Linked DNA regions of Homo sapiens: region 1 is linked to region 2. A link is a contact called in ENCODE Hi-C or POLR2A ChIA-PET data. All regions are on one chromosome and are shown on one strand. Each heading gives the region's core, a stretch centred on a gene start or an enhancer-like site at or near the end of the contact. The rest is flanking DNA. Distances are from core to core; before and after follow the strand shown.

Region 1 (6,867 bases), core at 3,942-6,441, 110 kb after region 2:
CAGGTCCTATGTCCAAAATGGTATTTCTTAGGTTATATGCTGGGGATTTTATAGTTTTAGGTTTTACATCTAACTCTTTAATTAATCTTGAACTGATTTTTGTATATGGGGTAAGGAAGGGGTCCAGTTTCAATCTTCTGCAGATAGATAGCCAGTTACCTCAGTACCATTTATTGAACAGAGGGTCCTTTCCCCATTGCTTGTTTTTGTCAGTTTTGTTTAAGATCAGATGGTTGTAGGTATGTGGGATTATTTTTAGCTGTTTGTTACATTCCATTGGCCTGTGTGTCTGTTTTAATACCAGTACCATGCTGTTTTGGTTATTCAAATGGGCCTAGAAGAAAATCTACATAACTTTCCACCCAAAAACAACAGAGTTCTTTTCATCACCACATGGCACATACTCTAAAATCAAACGCACAACTGAACATGAAACAATCCTCAGCAAATTCAAAGAAACCAAAATCATATTGTATTAGCCCGTTTTCATGCTGCTAATAAAGACATACCCAAGACTGGGTAATTTATACAGAAAAAAAGGTTTATTGGACTTACAGTTCCACGTGGCTGGGGAGGCCTCACAATCACGGTGGAAGGCTAGGAGGAGCAAGTCACATCTTACATGGATGGTAGCAGGCAAAAAGAGAGCTTGTGCAGAGAAACTCCCCCTTATAAAACCATCAGATCTCATGATACTTACTCATTATCATGAGAACAGCACGGGAAAGACAAGACCCCATGATTCAATTACCTTGTACCAGTTCCCACAACACATGGGAATTCAAGATGAAATTTGGGTAGGGACACAGCCAAACCATATCACATATCAACCACACTCTTGGACCATAACACAATTAAAAAAAAATCAATACCAAGAAAATTTCTGAAAGTCATACAATTACATGGAAGTTAAGCAACTTGCTCCTGATTGACCTTTGGATAAATAGTGAAATTAAGGTAGAAATTGAGAAATTCCTTAAAATGAATTGGAACAAAGATAAAACATATCAGAATCTCTGGGACAAAGCTAAGGCACTGTTAAAAGGGAAGTTTATAGCACTAAATGCCCTCATCAAAAGTCAAAACATCTCAGAATAACAACTTAATATCAAAACTAAAGGAACTAGAGAAACAAGAACAAACCAAACTGAACGCTAGTAGAAAACAAGAAATAACCAAAATCAGAGCTGGATTAAAGGAAACTGATACACAAAAAACCATATGAAAGATCAATGAATCCAAGAGCTGTTTTTTTTTTGAAATAAATAATGTAGATAGATTGCTAGCTAGATCAATAAAGAAAAAAAGAGAGAGACGATCCAAATAAGCACAATCAGAAATGCCAAAGGTGCCATAATCAATAGCCCACAAAAATATAAAAAATCCTTAGAGACTACTATGAACAGCCTTATGCACACAAACTAGAAAACCTAGAAGAAATAGGTAAATTCCTGGACACATACAACCTCCCAAAATTTAACCAGGAAGAAATCGAATCCCTGAACAGACCAATAATGAGTTCTGAAATTGAATCAGTAATAAAAAGCCTACCAAGCAAAAAAAGCCTCAGACCAGACAGATTTACAGCTCAATTCTGCCAGATATATAAAGAAGAGTTGGTACCATTTCTATTGAAATTATTTCAAAAAAATTGAGGAGGAAGGACTCTGCCCCAACTCATTCTGTGAGGCCAGAATCATCCTGATACTAAAACCTGGCAGAGATGCAACAAAAAAGAAATATTCAGGCCAATATTCTTAATGAACATAGATGCAAAAATCCTCACCAAAATACTAGCAAATTAAATCCAGCATCAAATCAAAACACTAGTCCACCATGACCAAGTGTGATTTATCCCTGGGATGCAAGGTTGGTTCAACATACCCAAATCAATAAATATGATTCATCACATAAAAACAGCTAAAAACAAAGCCCACATGATTATCTCAATAGATGAAGAAAGAGTTTTTGATAAAATTCAGCATCTGTTCATATTAAGAGTCCTCAACAAACTAGGCATTGAAGGAACATACCTCAACATAAAAAGAGCCTTCTATGAGAAACCCACAGCCAACATTATACCAAATGGACAAAGGCTGGAAGCATTCCCTTTGAAAACCAAAACAAGAAAAGAATGCCCTCTCTCACCACTCCTATTTGACGTAGTCCTAGAAGTCCTGGCCAGAACAATCGGGCAAGAGAAACTAATAAAGGGCATCCAAATAGGAAGAGGGTAAGTCAAACTATCTCTGTTTGCAGAAAGCATGATTGTATACGTAGAGAACCACACAGTCTTTGTCTTTGCCTATAAGCTCCTCAATCTGATAAGCAACTTCAGAAAAATTTCAGTATACAAACTCAATGTAGGAAAATCAGTAGCATACCTGTATACCAACAACAACCAAGGTGAGAGCCAAATCAAGAACACAACCTCATTCACAATTGTCACAAAAAGAATAAAATACCTAGAAATACAGTGAACCAGGGAAGTGAAAGATCCCTACAATATGAATTACAAAGCACTACTCAAATAAATCAGAGATGACACAAACACATGGAAAAACATTTCATGCTCATGGATAGAAATAATCAATACATTAAAATTGCAATACTGCCTAAAGCAAGTTACAAATTCAATATTATTCCTATCAAATGACCTATGACACTCTTCACAGAACTAGAAAAACTATTTTAGAATTCATATGGAACCAAAAAAGAGCCCAAATAGCCAAGGTAAACTTAATCAAAAAGAATAAAGCTGGAAGCATCAAATTACCTGACTTCAAAGAAGTTGCCTTAATAGAGGGGATCTTCATCAACCTGATAAAGTACATCTACAATAAAATGACAAATAAGCATATGAAAAGATGCTCAACATCATATATTCACAGGGAATTGCAAATGAAGAATAATGAGATACCACTACACATTTATTAGAGTAGCTAAAATCCAAAATGCTGACAATACCAAATGCTGGTGATGATGTGGAGTAACGGAACTCTTATCAATTGCTGGTGGAATTGCAAAATGGTACAGCCAGTTTGGAAGACAGTTTGACAGTTTCTTAGAAAACTAAAAATACTCATACATTCCAGTACTTGTTCTCTGTGGTATTTACCCAAAGGAGTTGAAAACTTATGTCCACACAAGAAGCCTTCAGACATGATTATAGCCTCTTTACTCATAATTGCCAACACTCAGAAGCAATTAAATGTCCTTCAGCAGGTGAGTGGATCAATAAACTGTGGTATATCCAGACAGTGGAATACTATTCAACCCTAGAAGAAATGAGACATTAAGCCATAAGAAGATATGGAGAAACCTTATTAAATGAAAGAAGCTAATCTGAAAAGGATACTTACTGTATAATTCTAAAATGACAAAAGTATAGAAAGAATAAAATCAGTGGTTGCCATGGGGTTGTGAGAAGAAAAGGAGTTAATAGAGAACAGTATTTTTTAGGGCAGCGAAACTACTCTATATGATACTATAATGGTGGATACATGTCATTTTTCATTTGTGTAAATGTATTGAATGTGTGATAGCAAGAGTGAACCTTAATATAAATTGCAGACTGGGTAGTAAAAGTGTGTCAGTATTGGACACATGTTCATTGATTGTAACAAATGTACCCCTCTGGTGGGGTATGTTGATGATGAGGGAGGTAGTGCATGTGTGGGGTGAGGGGCATATAGAAACTGTAATTTCCATTCAATTTTGCTGTAAATCTAAAACTGCTCTGAAAAACAAAGTATATTAAACAAAAAAGAAGATGTTTTGGAATTTAAAGATAACAAGATTTCTTTGCCATAAAACATCCAGGAAGACTAGAGCTTGTAAGCAGCCCTGTTAGTGAGATCAAAAGTGATCGCCCTGTGATAGGATTTTAGTAGTCTGGCTACTGCTAAAAGTAGACAGGAACTTGTATTCATTGAACTTCTTCTCTATGCCAGACTTTAATCACAGTTCTTTTTCATATCCCCTGATTCTTCCCAATAACTTCTGAAGGCTGGTATGCATACGTTGAAACATTTTATTATCTCTAGCTGGGTTTTTTTTCCAGGCCATGGCCAAAACAGCACCGAGGTCTCCTTGCCCTTGTTGGAAATGAAGTTTATATCCTCAAAGAGAATTGACTCTAGGGAAGTTTCAGAAGTGGCTTTGTCCACTTTTAAGCAGTTTGGTCTATAAGTAATTGCAGGACTTCTGAAGGGGCACTCTTACTCCACACAAATAAAAACTGTTTGGGATTTTAGCCCTTTGTTGAACTTCTTAATGGAATGATATACTTATGGATTTAGGAGTCATGTCTTTGTGTTCTATTAGGCATGATATGTGTAACTATGATGCTAACAATAATAGGAATCAACAAATTTGGATTTTATTTCTTACGCACCTACTATATGCCAACTTAAATTATCTTACTTAATTCTTCCAACAACCTTACAATTAAGTATTATTTTCAGTTTTGCAAATGAGGCAAAAAAGGGTTAGCTACATTGCCCTACAATTTACAATGATGATTTATGGAATTGGAATTAAAACTCAAAGTTGTTGGGAATAGTCCCCAAAATCTGGCCATAAACTGGCCCCCAAACTGGCCATAAACAAAATCTCTGCAGCACTGTGACATGCTCATGATGGCCTTGACGCCCACGCTGGAAGGTTGTTGGTTTACCGGAATGAGGGCAAGGAACACCTGTTCCACCCAGGGAGGAAAACTGCTTAAGGAGTTCTTAAGCCACAAACAATAGCATGAGTGATCTGTGCCTTAAGGACATGTTCATGCTACAGATAACTAGCCAGAGCCCATCCCTTTATTTCAGCCAATCCCTTTATTTCCCATAAGGAATATTTTTAGCAAATCTTATGACTGGCTTGCTGTCAATAAATATGTGGGTAAATCTCTGTTCATGGCTGTCAGCTCTGAAGGCTGTGAGACCCCTGATTTCCCATTCCACACTCTATATTTCTGTGTGTGTGTCTTTAATTCCTCTAGTGCTGCTGGGTTAGGGTCTCCCTGACCGAGCTGAACTCGGCGCAAAGTTTTTTGACTGTATGTTCTATTATAAACAACACTGAAAATTGTGCTTGTGGTTTTGTCTTTTAGTAGTGTCTGAGAGTGAGTCATGAGAAACAGTACTATGTATATGTGGATGGGTGTGCAGATAAGCTGAGATGTGCAGACAGGCAGATAAGCTGACTGCTTTTTTTTCCTAAAAAGGAAATGACACTTTAAAAAATGCTCTGAAAGAACAAACAAGTATGGCAACACCTTTTTTTGGAACTCCCGTGGTATACATTCCTCTTTTTGTGTGTGGGATTGTTTTGTTTTCCTTTAAAGAAGGAGTCAAGCAACTAACTTGACCTGCTTCTCTTGATGCTTTTACCCTGGTATCAAAATGAAAAACATCATTTATCATAGTTCAAAAAAAACTTTAAAATGTATGAAGGTCAAGGAATGTGTGTGACCCACTTTGTGCAAGAGCTGGTTAGTAGCAGAGCCTGGATTAAAAGTCAGGCCTCCTGACTTCCAATCTACATCTCCACAGTGACTCCTGTGAATGTAGGAAATGATGCCCTTCTGTGTGGTTCAGGCAAAGCCTCCTAATCAGGCCTGGGGAAGGGACTCCTAGCTGGACTGTATTTTAGAGCTATTTCTTTGACATCCTGATCTACATTCCCATGTTCCCAATTAGCATTAATTGAGCGAGAAAGAGGAGAAAACTGGAGCCTCCCCAAAGCTCCCTGCTCCACAACTCATGGAGGGGGTGGTCTCTGAAGAGAAAATGTTGATAATTACAGAAGTTGTGGCTGTGAATCATTGAGCTGGCACCAGCTCCCTCCTGGGAACTGTTCCCTTGCTTCTCCCCCAGCTTCCCCAGCTCAATTAAGCAGCTTGTTTTCCTTCTCCTTAGCAAAACTTGTTAGCACTTTGTTCTATTCCCCTGAGTTGCTTAGGAGAAAAGTTTTGTGGGAGGATTTGCCTCATTGGATAAGTCTAGCTCTCATGTTCTTTATGAGATACTGAGGTACCCATGTCCTCCAAATAGGCCATGTATAACAGTGGTAGTTCAGCAATGGGTCCAAGGCTCCACTGTTTGGCTAAAGGGAAGAGGAAGCAAAAAATCTAGACTGGGTAAGGATAGGGAAGTTCAATGCAACTGCCTCAGATCAAACTGATAAGGAAATGTTTAAGACCTGTTTTGTACACATTGCTCAAAGATTCCCAGGCGCATTGCATATTGTTGGGCCTCTGAGCAGAGGTACCCATGCCTTCTGATCTCTCCTCTCCATGTACAGAATTTGTACAGACTCTACACATTGCTACAGCTTTTCAGAGCTCATCAAGCTCTTTCATATTTTAGAGTGCCTCCCCACTCAAGCAAGCTCCTACTTCTTGAGCATGAGCTTACTCTGTTCCTGGCTTATTCAGAACAGAGACTGACTACATCAATAGGGGGATTTCTAACCCTTCTCATTAAGATCAGGTGAAGTGACACTGAAAATTGACCCTTTTTTAAATCCCATTCAGACCAACCCTCAGCAAGTTAATTTAATACCTATTTGTTGACCACTGCCAACGTTAGTAGAATACCAGTAAAACTATTGAGTGACCACTAAGGTGGCTATATAAATGTATAAAGGAAACTGAGGCTCAGAAAGGCTATGTGTCTAGTCCAGTATGACAGAAAAGAAATCATGAGTCTGGTGTTCATGCATAGGTGAGTGGTGTAGAAGGAGGACATTCTGGACAAAGAAATATAAAGAAAGTAGGGAGATGGTTTGGTATTTAGTAATAGTCCAGAGTGGATAAAGAGGAAAGTATCTAGGGGGTATATAAATAAATGGAAGACCCAATTAAAG
Region 2 (2,500 bases), core at 1-2,500:
GCAGGAAGTAATCTTAAAATGAATAAAAAACTGCCTTTCACATCTGGTATAGAATGATGCTAATGTAAAAGTTAAACATACTTATGAAAATATTGACACATTTGAATTATTTGAATTATTTGAATAATTGTGTTTGCAAAATGGATACATTTTCTACTATGTGTTTGCACTTGTAGAATAATATTATTTACAAAATGTTCTCACATATGTTTTTGTGTGAGAACATGTTTTGTAAAATTGAGATACCGTAAAATACAGCTGTATGTCTAGATGTGTTTTTTACTTAATATTATTTCCTGATACTTTGTGCACATCATTATCTTGTCTTATTTTATCTTCTACTTTCATTTTAGGTTCAGAGGGTACATGTGCAGGCTTGTTAAATGAGTAAACTGTGTGTCGCTGAGGCTTGTTGTCTGGTGATCCCATCACCAAGGTAGCGACATAGTACCAGATAGATAGCCTTCCAACCCACATACTGCTCCCACCTTTCCTCTCAAGCAGTCCCCAGCGTCTACCGTTCCCATCTTGTGCCCATATGGATTCAATGTTTAACTTCCACTTATAAGTGAGAACATGCAGTATTTGGTATTCCTGTGTTAGTTCACTTAGGGTAATGTTCTCTAGCCGTATCCATGTTATGCATATACAGCGTGGAATACTATGCATCCATAAAAAAGAATGAAATCATTATCTTGTCTTTTGCCCAGACCCCAATGGCCACCAAGCTTTCTAACCTCAGAGAATATATACTCAGAGAATTTGTTTTAAAATCTGCAATGGTCAAAATGCATATTCCTTCATTCATGCCCCAGTTGTAGAATAAAGGATATCTACTATCTTTGAAGTAAGTAAAGAATTGGAAGTATTAACTGCAGTTTTCACTTTTCTGAATATAGTTGATACCAGCCCTACTGCCCTCACCCCACTGCCCTGAAGAACCAATATCGATTTTTCCCTTGTGATTTTGTGGCTTTCAAGGAAGCATCTAGATCTTTTCTATAAAAAATACCCACAGTACTCACCTTACTGGGAATTTCTTCAACAGTAGTCCAGATCTTGAGATCTTCAGAAATGTAGGAAATGAGGATTGTTTTGAATAGGGAAATCAGTCAGTAAAGCTCTCAGAAACTGAAATACAGGATGTTATAATCTCCTGAAATGCTAAGAAAATGAAGTATTTTCAAAGACAACAAGGGAAAATGGCCCTTCTTAGAGTCACTTGACTAGTGCTGGCTTCCTCATACTCTGCTTTGCCCTGGGGAGAGAGAAGTTGTGAAACAACGTGCAGACTCCTCCCACCCATATTTTTTGCTTTCCATCCTGTTAGAGAAAATGAACAGTTTCTTTCCTGTAGGTATCTTAATCAAAGTAAAATTTGTATCAAAGTTATATTTAAAATTTTTTTTCTTACAAATGTTGATATCTGAATGGAGTTCCAATCTTAGAACTTTCTTAACCAGCAGACTTACATGTGGGACATTAGGGACCTCTATTCCGATGAATGATTGTCAAATATGAGAGAAGCAAGGTGGTTTCTTCTCCCTCCTTTCCTGTGCGGTTGCAGGGGGAGATCTTGGTAGGAGCATCTATTGCTACCAGTACTTTACTGCATCTCCTGCATGGGAGAATGTCTGCTATGAAATAGCAGTTGGTTTAAATACTACCTGAAGCATTCACCCAGTTATTAATAGTTGACAAACCTAGGGCTTTCCAGATCAGAAAGTTATTATGAATATATAAATCCTTTCTCAAATATATATAAAGGAGTTTAACACTAGCTGTCCTCTTGACTATGACTAGGTTATTTTACCTCAATGATTACATTCATGATTCCTCAGGTTTCCTTCATTATTCATGGAAAAACACAAGTGGATAGTGGGCTCACAACATGACAGCATCGAAGCCTTGAAAATCCTGGAAAATGCACTGAACTTCTGGTAGACCGAGAGTCCTGTTAAACCCTTTGCTCAGCAGTATTTTTTCTGTTAAGGGCAGTGGGTGTCCTTCAGAGTACTAAAACCCCAAGATGTCAAATAAACGACACCAACTGGCAGATGATGTTGTGTTAACCCAGCAGCAGATCTGCAAGCAGGATGTGGCCATGAGTGGAAAATGGGGCCCGAAATACAGCTGTAGGGGAGAAAACAAGTTTTTTTTAAATTTCCCTTTTTAGGTTATTAGTTGACACTCTCCTGAAAACAAACGTCAAATTAACAAAAGAAAAACAAGCAGTTTATTAATGTGTGCTCTACTCATCACAAGGGATAGGCCTCAGTTCAAAAGTATTTCTCTCTCCAGGCTGTGGCTTAGAAACCTTGTTTAAATAGTATTTCAATAAAGAGCCATACGTTCTATATAGTGAAAAGCAAAGGAGAAAGCAGTTCCAGTCATTTAAAAGGTGGGAAAACGTGGGAAGGTAGTAAAATCTGTTCCCAGATTCCTCAGGTTCCTGGTGGCGCCTTCTCCGGGCTGAAAAGCAAGTGCTTTCTCCAGTAAA

The links. Hi-C counts contacts between places; a loop is a spot of excess contacts on that map. ChIA-PET counts read pairs that join two places held with the same protein, here RNA polymerase II (POLR2A). Pooled maps may share reads with other maps.
Region 1: a map of natural killer cell shows a loop between it and region 2 (6-fold over the local background). The contact joins the enhancer-like site here to the promoter of PYHIN1 in region 2. A Hi-C loop is called at or near these places in 3 of 168 maps with a recorded cell type or tissue (naive thymus-derived CD4-positive, alpha-beta T cell and natural killer cell) and 8 of 50 pooled maps. POLR2A ChIA-PET finds 5 or more read pairs at or near these places in 2 of 52 experiments (activated CD4-positive, alpha-beta memory T cell and activated naive CD4-positive, alpha-beta T cell).

Annotation. Positions count from the first base shown.
Region 1 is chr1:158,818,040-158,824,906 of GRCh38, reverse strand. It overlaps a transcript of OR6N1 not described here. Among named protein-coding and RNA genes, the nearest start is that of MNDA, 9.9 kb to the left of the region's middle. Within about 2 kb of position 5,191, at least 5 of the 41 ENCODE cell types and tissues checked have a DNase peak (open chromatin) inside an H3K27ac peak, as active enhancers do; they include natural killer cell, where a contact is called at or near this core.
Region 2 is chr1:158,930,302-158,932,801 of GRCh38, reverse strand. PYHIN1 (pyrin and HIN domain family member 1) reads right to left here and starts at 1,250. Exons shown (of 9, transcript NM_152501.5): 1 at 1,026-1,250.